2 separate regions of the Homo sapiens genome follow, and region 1 is linked to region 2. The links are chromatin contacts, found by Hi-C or POLR2A ChIA-PET in ENCODE. All regions are on one chromosome and are shown on one strand. Each heading gives the region's core, a stretch centred on a gene start or an enhancer-like site at or near the end of the contact. The rest is flanking DNA. Distances are from core to core; before and after follow the strand shown. Region 1 has its middle 95 kb from the start of CLVS2. Region 2 holds the start of SMPDL3A (sphingomyelin phosphodiesterase acid like 3A).

Region 1 (4,267 bases), core at 665-3,164, 300 kb after region 2:
GGCCTTATTCTAACATCAGGTGATTGTCAGCATGGCTGAATACCCAAGTATAAGTCATGTCTGCAAGAAGAAATAGATTTTTTTTTAGCTATTGTTACAAATAGCTTTCTTTGTTTTGAGTTTTATACTTTGTTTATATTACTTCTCACACAATACCCTATAAATTCTGGCATATTAGTAATTACTCCAAGGTTTAGTGCCCAGCTGCCTAATTTAAGTCCATTTCTGTTGTTAATAATTAGAAACTGTAGGAAAAAACAAACAAACAAATAAACAGAAACAAACAGCACAACCAGGTCTTAAATGGGCTTTGGGTTCCATTTTAATGATATGTTAGTCTTTGAGTGTGTTTTTTTTTTTTTTTTTTTTTTTTAGATAGACTTTCACCCTGTCACCCAGGCTGGAGTGCAGTGGCGCAATCTCAGCTCACTGCAAGTTCCGCCTCCCGGGTTCAGTTCACACCATTCTCCTACCTCAGCCTCCCGAGTAGCTGGGACTACAGGCACCCGCCACCACGCCTGGCTTATTTTTTTTGTGTTTTTAATAGAGACAGGGTTTCACTGTGTTAGCCAGGATGGTCTCGATCTCCTGACTTGTGATCCATCCACCTCGGCCTCCCAAAGTGCTGGGATTACAGGCGTGAGCCACCGTGCCCGGCCTAGTTTTTGAGTTTTAAAAAATAATGTTACTGTTACCCATTACTGCTTCTTCTCAGACATGAGAAAATTTTTTCTTTATTCCTTTTGGATAAATGGATTGTTTCAAACAGAAAGAGAAGATTTGAGATAAAGGGGCCTGCTGAAGACAGTTAAACTTAAGGGAATGACTAAACAAGAAGAATGAATGAAGATAGTGACAGCTAAAAGAACATTGGATTACTATGGAAATAAGACATTTAATATAACACTCATAATGATATCTACCAGTTTTTGAGCCCTTATATTACACTTGGGTCTATGCTCTGCCTTTTATATATTTTATTCAATTTAATCTTTAAAACCACCCTATAGAGTGGATACTAAGATTAGCCAAAATTCTCAGATGAGAAAACTGCCATTTAGTGACATCAATTAATCTGCTCAAGGACAGTGCCAGGATCTGAATCCAATTCTTTCTGATTGATAAACCTAGGACTTTGTCTTAGTCCATTTGGAATGCCATAACAAAATACAACAGATGGGGTGTCTTATAAACAACAGCAATTTATTTCTCACAGTTCTGGAGGTTGAGAATTCCAAAATCAAGGCACCAGCATATTCAGTCACTGATGATGGCAAGCTTTCTCATAGACAGCTCCTCTCACTCTAACTTTACATGGCAATCCATAGAGGAGTCTCTCTAAGGCCTCTTCTATAAAGGCCCTAATCCCATTCATGAGTTCTCTGCCCACATGACTTAATAACCTCCCAAAGACCCCAGTTTCTAATACCATCATCTTAGGGGTGAGGATTTGAACATACAAATTTTGAGGACACATAAACATTCAGATCACAGCAGCATCTTTAACCACTGCAACATACTGCTCCACAAAAGACAGATATTTCTTTTAAGAAATTACAGAAGTCAACGTGAAGCATTATAATTGAAATCTCTTGTATATTATCAGGAGTCAGAAGACAGCAAAGCTGAAGTCTGACTCTGCTTTGCCCTGCGTAGTTTCAGGACACCTTGTACTTCAACTCATGTTTGCTCATGACTCAGTGTGGCTGACATCTCCATGACACACAAATTAGACCAGAGAAGCAAGACTCTCCCTGAGCTGGAGCTGGCCCTCAAGGTAGTGTATACCAATCAGATATATCCTTGGAGGACTCCATAATCAGATTTGGGAGGTCTGGAAGGAGCCCAGACTTTCTATTCAGCAGGAGTGGGCTGAGATTCAGCTGTAAATAGAAGAGAAAGGCTGCCATAGCAGTGGAAAATAACTATGTAGCCCTGGCTTGTCCATTTCACATAAATGCCACAATGATTCATCTTTGAGTTGATAAACATGTTTTCCTAAGTGAAAGTCAGACAGACAGGATGTGATTCCCAGCTAGAAGGGCTTCATTACTAAAGTATTATAGAGAGAAGCTGCTGAGCCTATGCCTTTGCCATGCTGGAAATGGATTTTTGCTAGGGGCACAGTTTTTCATTTCAGTGAAATGCAGATAAGGGGAAATTCTGGCAGTTTATTGTAGTGAGTCTTTAGTCTTACTTTCCTTTTAGTTCTCATAGTGACACAGGTCTGGTGTCATATTCAGGGCTCACATTAAGAATATGAGCAATGCTCACTGACTTCATTGACATAGTCGCCAATGTATTCCCAAACCTGAGGGGGAAAAAAACACCACAGACTCAGGATTTGAAATATAGATGGCACTGTTAGACTCAGGATCTATGTTTAGAAAGAAATTAGGCACATAGCCACCAGATAGATGCAAGGAAAATACCACACCTCAGTTATTAAGGCATCAGGTTTTCTTACAGGCTCTTGTTTACAAGTACAACCCAAGTTCACCACCATCACCCCACACTACCCCATACTTTCAAAAATCACTTTATAATTCCCAGGGGAGAATTATAAATCAATGTTGATTGATTGCTCTGTAGTATATGTAAACAAATAAAACCAATGGGCATGGGGAGCCCAATTCACTGCTTCTCTTGTGACAAGATTAATTTCAAGTCAATCCAGCACTGAACAAACATATATTGGGCATGTAATATTTGGTGGTCTCCATCTGGTTGCTGGGATAGGAGTATGAATAAGAAGGAGCTTTTACTTGTGAGGGCCTTACAACCCAATAAGGGAGACAGAAGCACAAACACCTGTCAGTGTAATGTGGCATGAGAAATAGTAGAATTAGAAAGTATGATGAAAAGAATAATGAAAGAATAATTTTTTCCTGACTGAAAGTAGAGTTAGGAATGAAAATAGAATTACAGAAAGCTGAAGCTAGGAGCTTGATAAGGTCTAAATGTGTGTCCCCTCCAAATCTCAAGTTGATGTGTGATCCTAAATGTTGGTGGAGGGGGCTGCTGGGAGGTATTTGGATCACTGGGGCAGATGGCTCTTAAATGTCTTGGTGCCCTCTCCGTGGCAATGAGTTCACTTGAAAGCTGGTTGTTTAAAGACCCAGTACCTCCCCACTCTCTCTTGCTCCCTCTCTGACCATCTAACACACTTCCTTCCCTTCCCTTCTGATTTGACCAAAAGCTTCCTAAAGCTTCACCAGAAGCTGAGCAGATTGCAGTGTACAGCCTGTGCAGCCTGCAGAACCGTGAGCCGAATAAACCTGTTTTCCTTATAAATTACTCAGTCTCAGGTATTCCTTTACAGCAACACAAAATGGACCAGAACAGAGATGATACTGTGATAGATTTTAAAGCCTGAGAAAATCATTTTTCAGGTAGACTAGTGAAGTAATGCATTCTAAGCCTGGGGAAGAATATGGGCAAAATCATAGCAGAGGGCCTGTTTGTGGTATAGTTTAGGAATGGTGACACATCAGGCATGGCTGTAGAGTGAGGTTTTGTGAGGACAGTGTGGAGGCAAAACTAGAAAGGCACATTGCAAGTAGGTTGCGGGGTAAGTGGGGCAGGTTGTAAGTGGGAGTGGGGAGGTGGGGAGTAACATTGTTGCCTTTTTTGCTCTAGAAGGTGGAATACCAGCAGAGGCCTTTAAAAAAGAATCTGACAGGATCTGAGTTCAGATATAGATAAACCACCTCTATCCATTTATTTATCTTTTATTAAATTATTCTGCATTTTTCTTGTATGTAAAACCTGCTTTTCATAAGGCCATATTTTAATCAGAAGTGCATTTATCAGGCAGCGCCATCAAAGTAGAAGACAGAACATGGGAGAATGGAAAATCAGGAGAGTAATTTTATCTTCAGGAATGAAAATGAGCATTGAAAGGTCATTGTTCTGTCCTTTGCCTCTTGAGGCTGGCAAATCTAGACACAAGGAGTCAGAGTTGGTACTCTTTCTGGCCTTAATGATAGTAACATCAAGATTCTTTCAAAGCACAAAATGACACTCATAAGAAGGATCCTGCTTACCAGACAAGCCTCATTCTTCAGCACTGCCATGTGGGAACCCCCGGCTTCCTTTTTCAGCATGAGTTTCAGGAGACTGATTTCACCATAATTTCTTCTTTCTGTGCTTTTTCATATTCTGATAAATACTTAAAATAGTCTTTCATTTAATAACCTTTTTTACTGGATGATTCCTATTTGATTCCTATTTATTCTTTCAGCTCATATATAATCTGCTCCAGGAA
Region 2 (4,937 bases), core at 1,329-3,828:
GTAGAAAGAAGGATGGTGTTTCTACCCACTAATTTTAATATACTGTACTTTTTAGGATTTCAAACATTTCTTAAGTTTCAAAATGTGTATGCCTTGTTTTATGCTTACTGAAAAACTATTTTGCAACCAGTTACTTCCAGTAAAGTATATTGAAATTGGAAAAAAAAAAAAAAGGAGTGAAAAGAGCTATTTTTATAATTTATCCTTTTCCTAGCTTTAAATGTTTGGACTAAAAACTCCTAAGTTGTTTTGTTAATCCTTACAGTCGTTTTCTCTCACCAGCTCACCAGTTTTTTCTGGCTCCATTTTCTCCCATATTCTAGAGGTTGTGAACTGAGAAACTCCAGGGACCATCTTGTCCTCCACTGGAATGCACTTTGGTTCTTGCAAGCTTTTGAATCATCCAAAAGCTGAAGCAGGACTTCGGCTGCCCTGGCAGGACTTGAAACTGTAACACAAAAGTACCTGAGACAGGTCTCAATCAATTTAGGAAGTTTATTTTGCCAAGGTTAAGGATGGGCCAGTGACACAGCCTCAGGAGGTCTTGACATGTGCCCAAGGTGGTCAGGATACAGCTTGCTTTTATACATTTTAGGGAGACATGATACAGCAATCAATACATGTAAGATTTTTACATTGGTTCGATCTAGACGGGCAGGACAACTTGAAGCTGGGCGGGGGGTGGGTGTTTCCAGATCACAGGAAGATTTAAACATGTCCTGATTGGCAATTGGTTGATTGAAAAAGTTATTATCAATAGAAAGGATGTCTGGGTTATGATAAGGGGTTGTTAGACCCAGATTTTGTCACACAGACGAAGCCTCCACGTAGCAGGCTTTAGAGAAAACAGATCTTAAATGTTTCTTATCAGACTTATGGTCTATGTTGATGTTAATTACGCATGTCCAACCCCCCCATCCCCTTTTTCATGGCCTGAACCAGTCTTTCAGGTTAAATTTTAGAGTGCCCTGACTGGGGAAAGAGTCCATACAGATGGTCGTCCATTCAGATGGTTGTGGGGGGCCTTCAAATTTTATTTTTGGTTTACAAAACAGAAAATGGAAGCACCTTGCTTCCCACTTCAAAGCCCGTTTCATGACACACACTCCCATTAAATTACATGGGATACAAAACAAAGCTTTCTATGCTGGGAAAGAAATACACTCTACAACATCTTTTTTGAGGTTAGTAATTATGGAAAGCATTTTCTTCTGCAAAGGAATTCCACGCCCTATAAATTTAAATTATTAGCTTGTCATCTCCAAGAGATCAGCATCCTCATAAACGGTGAGAGAAGGAACACAGAATACAGGATCCAGCACAGTTTCGGGATTCTGGCTTCTTTGCCAGACTTATCTTTGCTTACTTCTTTGTATAGACTTACTTCTTTGCCAGACTTATCTTTGCTTACTTCTTTGTATAGACTTACTTCTTTGCCAGAAGTATATTCAAAAAAGTTCCGTGGAAGCATCAAATCAACCACCTCTACTTATGATTTCCATGCATCTCTGGAATGCATAAAGCATGATTTCAGAACATGTTCTAATTCTAAGACCCTTCTCTTCCCGGCAGTTTAAAAAAAACAAAAAACAAAACGTCGTATCTTTGAGCATTGGTTTTCAAACATCACAATCACTTTAACATGACCTGAAATGCTTGTGAAAACACAAACTGCTGGGCTCCAGCAGGTTTCTGACTCAACAGGTCTAGGGTGGTGCCTGGGAATTTGCATTTCTAACTAGAGTTCCCAGGTGGTGCTAATGTTCCCAGTTCAGAGACTTCAATTCGAGATCCACTGCAGTATCCATAACTTTTGCTGATTTCCTTCAAATCATGATACTTCAGGGCTCTCTGCATCACCTCTACTGAGGAGCCCTACCCATTAAAGCTGGGGTAGGTTGGCCCAAGAATGGAACCGGGATCGTTGAGATTTCAGCACCCCAGCATTTTTTAGTGACTGAAATAATGAAAATTCTGATCAGGCTCCTGCTTGCTTGCACATTTTAACCACTCGCTTTTTGCCCAATATTCTCCTTGTTTCCACAATATAATTATAAACTGCTGAGGTACTGCTTCCTCGTCAAGAACAAAGAGGTTAACTTCAGGGTCACAAAAATGTTTGCAGAAGGGATGAATACCTCCAAGGGCTTTGCAACCAGCTGCGGATGCCTGGACGTCTAATTGCTCAAAGGTGTTATCTGAGACTGAAGAAACAGACTTTTCCCCTGGATTCTTTGAAAATCCCCCTCTCTTATTCTCTAGCAGAATAAAAACTCCCTGCTTTTTCCTTTTTACACACGGATTTGAGAGATCTTGTTCTCCCTCCTTCTGGCTTTTACTAAATTGAATGTCTTTCTCTATCCCCAAGCACCAGTATGTCAGTGTTTGACATCAACTGCACCACTGATACACGAGTCGGAATTTGAGCTTCTACAAGTACATTCCTTCCTAGGCCAAACACTGACGCTAAGAAATACGAGAACAGATCATCGCTAAACAGCAGCTGAAGGTCAGGCGAACTGACTCGCTGCGGAATCTGCCTTTGCACGTGATCAGTCGGACGTCTACACCCGCAGCCGTCTTCTGTCTCCGCCTCACCCTCAGGCCTGACGGTCCGAGTGGAGCTGCGGGACAGCCCGAACCTCCAGGTCAGCCCCGCGGCCCTCCATGGCGCTGGTGCGCGCACTCGTCTGCTGCCTGCTGACTGCCTGGCACTGCCGCTCCGGCCTCGGGCTGCCCGTGGCGCCCGCAGGCGGCAGGAATCCTCCTCCGGCGATAGGTGAGTTGTCCGCGACCCTTCTCTTCCCAGCCGGCAAAGAGCGCGGAGCGGCGGCGCCTGCGCACAGCAGGAGAAAGTGCGTGGGGGCAGCTGCCCCCGGCAGAGGCTCGGGCTAGCGGGGCCCCTGACGCGTCCGGCGTTGACCACGGCTGGTGGGCGCGGGGAGGGCGACCAAGGGACTACAGCGTTAGGGCGTCCAGCCGGGAGGCCGGGGCTGGGCGGGGGAAATGCCCTCGCCGGTGGGGGCGCTCCAAGGGCGCGTCGGCCGGATTTCGCCAGCCTGGCTTTTGTTTACATCCTGCATCTCAGTTGTTTTGTTCCTTGGGGAAGGAAGGAAAAGCTGCGGGACTCAAGGGAAGAGGAAGCTGGGAGTCCGATGTCCAGCACAGCAAGAGGCCCCTAATCGGTCCTGAATGGAGGGGGACTGCAGTTTCCCCACCAGCTCAGGGAAGTAAATTTCAGCGTGACTCACACTATCTTCTGTCTTGCTCGACCGAGATCAGTGGCTTTTTCTGCCACTCACCCAGCCAGAGCGCGAAAGCACCCTCGGGTAGACTCACCCCTTAGTCTACCGTGGAACTCACGGGGACTTCATTTCACCTGGATGTCCACTAGGTTTCCTGCGGGCGGGACCCATTTTATTCACTCCCAGCACTTAACACAGTGCCCGTTACAGTAGTGATTCTCTTAAGTGTGCCCTGGACCGGTGGCAGCAGCCGCCGCACTTAAAATTGTTAGCATTGCAAATTTCCAGCCCATCCCAGACCTACTGAATCTGAAACGCCGGCGTTGGGCTTCCACAGTATGCTGTTTAACCCACCCTCCGCATGATTCCTTTCGGCTAAGTTTGAGACTCACTGGTCCAGAATAGATACATTTTGGTGGGAGATTGTACAATGCCATCCGAGCCTCCAGTTCCAAAAATCAAGGTGCCCTCACCTCCTCAACTCCCTTTAAAAATAATTGCACTGTTAAGAGGAAAAACAAAATTAGAGAAGTGGGGTTCTGTTTTCTTTTAGGGGAGAGTTGTCCCTGAGACTCGGTAGCAGCACCTAGTGCTGAAACCTCTTTCGCTCCCTCTGTGCTTTCTCAGGACTTGGGAGCGCTCTAGGGCAAATATCTTCTCTTTGAAGGCCAAGTCCTCACGACTCAGCTGTCAGGTCTGAAGCAAAAACTGTAAATCTGGTTTCCGAACTGTGGCAAATGTCAGTCATTACAAGAAATTTCCCCAAAATGTTTATGTATACTGGTTTCTGCTTTTATTACGGCTTAGCTTGTGTTCCTTTAATTATGTGACCGGTTAGGGTTTTGAAATAAAATGTCTCACGTTGCTTGAGGCCACACAATGGCAAATTCACCTGTGTTTTAAAGAGGCCTGAATGAGCGCTTTCTGGGGACTCTGTGAGTCTTCACACCTCCTGTTTGGGAAACTGCAAGGTTGAATCCCCTCCTACTAAAGGGGAAGGAAGAGGGGTTACTGGAGTTCAGTGGTCTGAAGTGTTACTGGAGTCACTGGAGTTCGAAAGTCTGAAGTGTTACTGGAGTTCAAAGGTCTGAAGTGTTCACTCAGCAGTTTCACAATTCTCCTTGTTTGTAATATTTTGCGTATTTTCCACTTGATGTGACAACTCTCCTGCCTCCTCTCAGCCCCACATGCTTGGACTTCCTTTCAGCATCCACCCTGCCTGGCTACTGCTTTCTTGTTTTGTGTTTTTGCGTTTAAATTCCCAGTCTTAGTTTTCTGCCCTGTCAAGTCCTGGTGGTCGGACGACAGAAGTTCTAGGAAGCTTCACCTGTGTGTTTTTGGCTACAGTTCTTTAGATTGAGTAGGCTGGGACTGGCTTGTGTATTGGTACTGTTAAAGCAAACTAAATACGGCCTGAGAAGGACTCCTTACTTCTATATTTGAATCCTTGTGAATGAACTGTAACCTAGCTTAATAGTCAGATGAGACTGAAAACCTAACTTAAGAGTATGCACTGGTAACAATAGCTAAGTTTGGCCAATCCCAGCAGCCATACTTCAACCATTCATATACTGCTGAGTGTTCAAACTATGTTCAAATAAGGCATAAGGCGAGCTGAATTATGTCTGAACTATGGTTCATTGGATTCTTGAGAAGTTATAAAATATTTTGGATTAAAAGATTTTCTGGTAT

Evidence for each region. Hi-C counts contacts between places; a loop is a spot of excess contacts on that map. ChIA-PET counts read pairs that join two places held with the same protein, here RNA polymerase II (POLR2A). Pooled maps may share reads with other maps.
Region 1: a map of gastrocnemius medialis shows a loop between it and region 2 (2.3-fold over the local background). The contact joins the enhancer-like site here to the promoter of SMPDL3A in region 2. A Hi-C loop is called at or near these places in 1 of 168 maps with a recorded cell type or tissue (gastrocnemius medialis) and 1 of 50 pooled maps. POLR2A ChIA-PET finds 5 or more read pairs at or near these places in 1 of 52 experiments (MCF 10A).

What each region holds. Positions count from the first base shown.
Region 1 is chr6:123,089,462-123,093,728 of GRCh38, forward strand. No RefSeq gene overlaps it. Among named protein-coding and RNA genes, the nearest start is that of CLVS2, 95 kb to the left of the region's middle. Within about 2 kb of position 1,915, at least 10 of the 41 ENCODE cell types and tissues checked have a DNase peak (open chromatin) inside an H3K27ac peak, as active enhancers do; they include gastrocnemius medialis, where a contact is called at or near this core.
Region 2 is chr6:122,786,680-122,791,616 of GRCh38, forward strand. SMPDL3A (sphingomyelin phosphodiesterase acid like 3A) reads left to right here and starts at 2,579. Exons shown (of 8, transcript NM_006714.5): 1 at 2,579-2,779. The coding sequence starts at 2,668. RefSeq lists enhancers at 2,389-2,890, 2,891-3,390, 4,494-4,663, silencers at 2,605-2,899, 4,005-4,299 and a cis regulatory region at 4,579.